Linked DNA regions of Homo sapiens: region 1 is linked to region 2. Evidence: chromatin contacts called from ENCODE Hi-C data. All regions are on one chromosome and are shown on one strand. Each heading gives the region's core, a stretch centred on a gene start or an enhancer-like site at or near the end of the contact. The rest is flanking DNA. Distances are from core to core; before and after follow the strand shown.

The links. A loop is a pair of places that touch in the nucleus more often than their neighbours do. Pooled maps may share reads with other maps.
Region 1: a pooled map shows a loop between it and region 2 (4-fold over the local background). The contact joins the promoter of LINC02321 here to the promoter of GPR68 in region 2. A Hi-C loop is called at or near these places in 1 of 37 single-sample maps with no recorded cell type and 10 of 50 pooled maps.

What each region holds. Positions count from the first base shown.
Region 1 is chr14:90,826,492-90,829,679 of GRCh38, reverse strand. LINC02321 (long intergenic non-protein coding RNA 2321) reads left to right here and starts at 1,506. Exons shown (of 4, transcript NR_184259.1): 1 at 1,506-1,691. RefSeq lists a silencer at 1,216-1,475.
Region 2 is chr14:91,242,602-91,246,024 of GRCh38, reverse strand. GPR68 (G protein-coupled receptor 68) reads left to right here and starts at 1,321. Exons shown (of 2, transcript NM_001177676.2): 1 at 1,321-1,728. RefSeq lists enhancers at 1,554-1,603, 1,123-1,624, 2,684-2,793.

The DNA.
Region 1 (3,188 bases), core at 257-2,756, 420 kb after region 2:
GGGGATTCCTCAAATACAGGAAAGGAGATAAAGATCCCAGATGACAGATGGCATCCTCCCACGAGTGAGGCCATCTAACTCTGCTCTTTCCTCTTTCTTTCTTTCTTTCTTTCTTTCTTTCTTTCTTTTTCTTTCTTTCTTTCTTTCTTTCTTTCTTTCTTTTTCTTTCTTTCTTTCTCTTTGTCTCTCTCTCTCTCGCTCTCTTTCTTTCTTTCTAAATAAAAATAGAGACAGGGTTTTGCCATGTTGCCCAGGCTAGTCTTGAACTCCTGAGCTCAAGTGATCTGCCCACCTCGGCCTCCCAGAGTGCTGGGATTACAGGTGTGAGCCACCGCGCCCGGCCTGCCCGCACTCTCTCTGCTGCCTGCCTTCCCTGGCCCACACAATCTCTGAGTCTGATAACAGGCATTCAGGCTGTATCAGTCATTCAACGCATATTTGAGGGCCCAGGCCAAGTGCCAGGGTCTCATCCTTAGAAGAGTGTCCTGTACACATCACTTAAAACTCCGCTTCTCTCTGGGCAAAGGGTCAGCGCCCTTAGACTGCAACAAAACAGAGGCATTATGCAAGTTCCTAGATACCTCTTAAAAAGGAAGGCCTGGTGGGCTGAGGACCAGCGTAATAGCTGCCAGGCTCCTTCAGCATCAGGGACATTCCAACCGTCCCTCACACTGTAGTTCATTCGAAAATAACTTCCTAGAATAGACAGTGCTGTCAGCATCTTTCTGCTGACCATAGACTACTCTGGGCGGTATTTTGAAAATGAAACTGATGTATCAAAAGCTTGCAACAGGAAGCAGCAAGGTTGACTTGACTGCCTTTCCTTGTGGGGAGCCCTGGGCTGTGGGGAGCCCTGGGCTGTGACCCAGGGTCATGAGAGTGGGTCCCCTGGGCAGGCAGCAGGGACCAAAAGCTTAGTTCTCTGTTCCCCCACTGTCCCACTGAATGGCCACATAACCCTGGGCAAGTCGCCTGGGTCTGTTTCCACGTCTGTGGAACAAAGCTGGTGTTCGGTGCTCCCAACACAGCGGGTTAGAGGACCACAGTGGGCAAATAAAAGGCTACCAAGGGACATTCTCTCAGCGTTGCTAAATGGTTAGAGTTAATAGTGCGTTTGGCCTGGATTGAAACAAAACTAAACAACCCTCCACTTTTACTAAAGAAAATGAGGGCTCACCCAAAATAAGTAAACCCAGTCTCTGGAGTGAGTAAAAGCCCTTTTTTCTGGGTATTTTCACTGCTCTCTTAAGAAGGGCCTGACCCATCGCGCTCAGGGGAAATAAGCGCTGGGAGGAAATAAGGAAAATCGAACCGCGGTTTTAGGTCCGGGCTCTGGCAGGCACCGCCTCCGCCCCGCCTCGCCCCGCCTCGCTCCGCCCTGCGGCCCCCGCCGCGGCCCCGCGAAGGATCCGCCAATGAAGCGCCCAGGAACTGCATGACCTCATCAGGAGGCTCCCTCATTGGCTGCCGCCGCCGCGCCTGGTCGCCTCGTTCCGTTCGATTCCAGAAAGCCGCGCCGGCCCCAGTCCCCATGGGCTGAAGGCAGGTTGAGTTCTTCCCCAGGTCTGCGAGCCTCGAAGGCTTCTTTCAGACAGCAGACCCCTTAGAAGCGCAAGGCTGCTTTCTGACAAAGAATCAAGTGTTCCTTTCAACCAGCCAAGGGACTGGTTTTCTCGCTGACCCTTTGACAGGTATGTTCCCGGGATTTTGCTGGGACCTTCATCTTCCCCTCCCTACGTCCGTGACACATCTGGCTTCCCACTCGTTTCAGTCGTGTATTCCGTGGAGTTTTCTCTTGCTTCGCAGTAGATGGACTTCTGAAGCCCCACCTTACTGTTAAATGCCAGTGATCATCTCCCCCCACAGCTAACTCGGGAATTAGTCCACTGACACCCCCAGAGAGGGGACACGCCTTTCACAAGGTCACACGGCAGGTCAGTTACAGAGATGAAAATCAAATCCAGGTTTCCTAACTTCAAGAGTTTTTTCAGATGCCTTATTATTATTATTCGTTTTATTTTTATTTTTCATTTTTTATTTTTTTGAGATGGAGTCTCACTCTGTCACCCAGGGTGGAGTGCAGTGGAGTGATCTTGGTTCACTGCAATCTCTGCTTCCCGGGTTTAAGCGATTCTTCTGCCTCAGCCTCCCGAGTAGCTGGGATTACAAGTGCCCACCACCACACCCGGCTAATTTTTGTATTTTTAATAGAGACGGGTTTCATCATGTTGGCCAGGCTGGTCTCGAACTCCTGACCTCAGGTGATCCACCCGCCTCGGCCTCCCAAAGTGCTTGGGACTACAGCTGTGAGCCATCTCACCTGGTAATTATTATTATTTTTTTTTTAATTTGCTTCCTGAGAGCTCAGAAAGGAACCTCAGCTGTATGGGAGCACCCATATACCAATCCCATTCCAGCCACTCTCACTTTGACAGGACAGAATCAACGACCAGAGCCCAGGACCTCCTTGACTAGCACTCTCCTCTTACAAATAAGGAAACTGAAGGGTACCTGATCATGAACAAGCTGATGGGCAGCACTTGACCCAGACCTTTTACTTCTTACCCCTCCACCCCAGTTTGGACTCCCAAATGTGGGGAGGAATGGAATGCCCTACCAGTCCCCAGGGAATGGTTCATGCAGTCAGCATGGTTTTAGTACCTTTAGCATTTGATTTGGGAGAAAGATAATAACCAGAAGTGTCTGTATGCCTCACCAGCTGTCCAGCAGATCCCATAAACCTTCACCCCCAACCCTTCTGACCACCAAGTGCTTTGCTGCAGGAAAGGAGACCAGATTGTTGGGTTTTTCTCATCTGATGGTCGGGGGTGATCTGGGACTGCATATGTCTGAATACTGGGACCCTATTTTGAGTGCAAGAGTTTTGAAAACCCAGGACCACTTTGTTAGATGGTGAGGGTTGGTGAGCAGACTGGACCTGAGATCCTTTTTCAAGGCTTGGCTTGGGGGCAACATTCTCCAGGAAGACTTACTGGAGCACCCACCACAGTTAATTCCTGGCGTTCCTCTGGGTCCGGCTGCAGAGCTGTTGCTCACTTCTTTCCCCCACTAGACTGTGAGTTCCTTGAGGGATGGGACCATACCCTACACAATATTGTATCACTAAGGCCTAACACTGTGTCCGGCACATAGTAGGTACTCAATAAACGTTTGTTGAATTGAACTGT
Region 2 (3,423 bases), core at 72-2,571:
AACCTCTGCCTCCCAGGTTCAAGTGATTCTCCTGCCTCAGCTTCCCGAGTAGCTAGGATTACAGGCATGCGCCACCACCCCCAGCAAATTTTTGTATTTTTAATAGAGATGGGGTTTCACCATGTTGACCAGGCCGGTCTCCAACTCCTGACCTCAGGTGATCCACCCGCCTCGGCTTCCCAAAGTGCTAGGATTCCAGGCGTGAGCCACCGCACCTGGCCGGAAATAGTTTTTAAAAGGCCTGCTATGTGGTAGCATTTGCTTGGAGGGCCCAGGCCCCACTGAAGGGGATTTCCTTAGACCCCCTACCAACAGAGTGAGGGCAGTGGAGCCAAGGCTCTTGGCATGAATAAGATGGGCATCAGTGTTTTAAACTGTGTTGGTCCCCAGAGCAGGGACCAAGCACAGGGCTCTGGCCACTTCCAGCAGGAAGGACTCGCACCCCCAGTGGCCCCATGCACCGTATCTGTTGGCTTCCTGGCTCTGGCAACGTAGCTTATAATCAGCTTCCAAGGAGTCTGCCTTGGAGGGAGGTGGTTACGCCAAAATGCTGGGCCTTTCCATCCTCCGTGTTATGTGTGTGAGGGAGGGAGTTTAGTAAGTGCTCCTGAGAGCCAGAAGGGCCCCCGGGGCCAGAGCCCTGGGCTTGATTCCTTCTCTGGGGACCGACACAGTTGAAAACATTGATGCCCGCCCTATCCTTACTGATGCCCAGAGCCTTAGCTCCACTGCCTTCGCTCTGCTGCTCTGCCAAACAGGATCCTACCTGCTTCACCACATCCGTGGCTGCCCACCTTCACTGCACTTTAGAACAGTCCAGGGAGCTTTAGAGCCACTGATGCTGGCACGTCACTTCCAGGAAACATGATTTAACCAGCCCCGGGTGGGGCCCGGGCATTGGTATTTTTTTTGTAGGCTCCCAGGTATGTTCTCATGCACATGGCCAGGGTTGAGCCCCAGTGACCCAGATGTTGGCGGCTTCCCCCACCCTTGCCTGGATCCCGGTATCCTGTAGGTGCTGAAAGGTGGCTAGAATTAGCCCACCCCCTCCTCCTGTATCCCCCCACCACAGTCCTGAGGGCACCTGCCCCTAGCTCAGGCTTTCACATTCCCAGCGAGGCTGCTCACTGACTCTGGGTTGCATGGAGAGCAGAGGAAGATGCGTGGAGAGAGCCATTCCGCCGCCCTCAGCCTCTGGCTGGCGAGTGGTTCCTCGGCAACCGCCCAGCCTGACACCAGATTGGAGTTCACATGATTCTGCCTCAGCTCGGGAATGGGCAGCCTCCAGCTGGGGATTTTCTAGCCGGAGCTGGGAGGTTCAGGCTGCGGGAAGTCGCTGGAGGGAGAGCTGGGATCGTGGCTGCAAGGGTGCCCAGGCTCCTGCAGAGCCTCTGCAGGAAGCCCAGCTGTTTGAGGTTTGAAGGCAGAGCCTAGCTGGGGCAGGCAGAGTCAGAGAGGACTCGTTTCAGAGTCCCCCCTCAGAGGACTCCCTCCATCCTGATTTCAGCAGCTGCCTGCTCCTCACCTGGTTGCAGAGACCACACTGCCTTCCTGGGGCCCTGAGGCTCTAGGAGAAGCTGGAAAGCACAGGTGGGGGTCCATCCAGCTGTTTCCAAACTGCGGGTTGTGACCCATTCATGGGTCAGTAAATCAACTTCATAGCTCATGACCTGCATTTAAAAAATTGAAATAGAATAGAAATGATCAGAGTGCGTGGCAAGAAGTAGGGTAAGTATTGCTTTGGGGAAGTTTGTTGCTTTGTACAGATGTGTGTGTGTGTGTGTGTGTGTGTGTGTGTGTGTGTGTCTGTGTTCTGGGTCGCGATGTCAGGTGTATTTCTTGCTATTGCTTGTGATCCAAAAAGCTCAAAGGCAGCAAGTTGGTGCCTAGACACGTGGGTTCTGGATTCAGATCCACCCCAACTGACTGTGTGAGTTTGAGCCTCCCTGCATTAGCCTCTCTGGGCTTCAGGTTCTGAGAAATGGCTTAGCAATGCCAGCCCACCTGACTCACAGGGACTTCGTGGGCCCAGATGGGACTGACCTTTGAAACAGTGACAAGGGTTCTAGAAGTGAGATGCTATGGTCCACGTTGTTGCTGGAGTGAGGCGATCTGGGGGGAAAATGGGGACTAAGGAAAAATGCATCCTGATGTTTCCCCTCTCCTCAGAGGGAAAAATAAAGCACTTTCAGAAAATGAAACAGCCTTGCTTAAAGCATGCAGAGGTTTGGCCAACTGAAGGAAAAGGAAGCTGGGCCCTGGGGAAACTCCCCAGCTCTTGTGGGTTTGGGGTTCCGTGAGCAGCCCTGGCACCATGAGTAACTGTCTGTGTGCGTGCCGGTGTGTGCTGCACGAAAGGGGGGGCGAGTTAGATCACTATTTATGTGCCAGCTGGAATCCAGCATTTAGGCACCTCCGCCTTCTGACTTGGGACATGCAAGAGACTCCTAGCTTAGTCAGAGAGGCCTTTCCTTCCTGTTGGGAGCTTAATTTCTCTTGGTCATTAAAGTCCTCAGAGACCTCTATGCTGATTTGCATTTGCTAAAGATTTGCTTTCAGGCGTTGAGTCACTCTATAGTTTTTCTCAATTTTTTAGCTGGGTAATAAAGTGTTATTTTGATTCTTTTCTCCAATGCCTTCCCAAACTACGGACTGGCCACGTGGCTGGTTTTCCTCAGTGGGCGTTGAAAACATGGTTGACCTGCTAAAGCATAGTCCAGGTGAAGGGGCCAGGCCAGGACCAAGCCTGGTGGCCATTGCTGCAGCATCTGTGAGGACTGGAGCTTGGCTGAGCTGGGGGCTTGAGGGTGGTGGTTCTGGGATGATCATGATAGTCAGCACAGCATGAAGGAAAGTATGGACCAGTCCGAGTTCCAGACCTGGCCTGCCGCATCTCAACTGCAGAGACTTCAGCAGGTTGGTTCATCTCTCTGAGCCTCAGTTTCTTTATCTGTAAAGTGGGAGCTGATGAGAGTGGTGTTGAAAGAGAGAACAGACATTCAGAAACTTGCCTGGCAAGTGCAGGGCCCTCGACAGATGTGGCTTAGTTCTTCTCTACATCTACGTTTTTCCATTTATGGAATATTTTCGCATCCACTGTGTTCTTTGATTTTTGAGGAGGAAGGTTCCTGTGGAGATGAGGTAGAGGGCAAGTCAGAGTTTCCATCTGGGGGTGCCTGTCCTCAGGGAACAGTAGAAGGGAAGGCACTGGTGAAAAATCAGGACCCTCAGACCAGCTCAGGCAGGCTGAGCAGAGAGGGGACCACGGTGATTCCTCCTCCTCACTTTCCTGTTTCTATTAATGATATCCTCACTGTCCCAGCACCCAGCCTCAACCCCCCACCACTTACCTATCCACTCACTCACCTACTCACCTACTCACCTATCCACCCACCCATAATCCATCTGCCACCCATTCCCTCA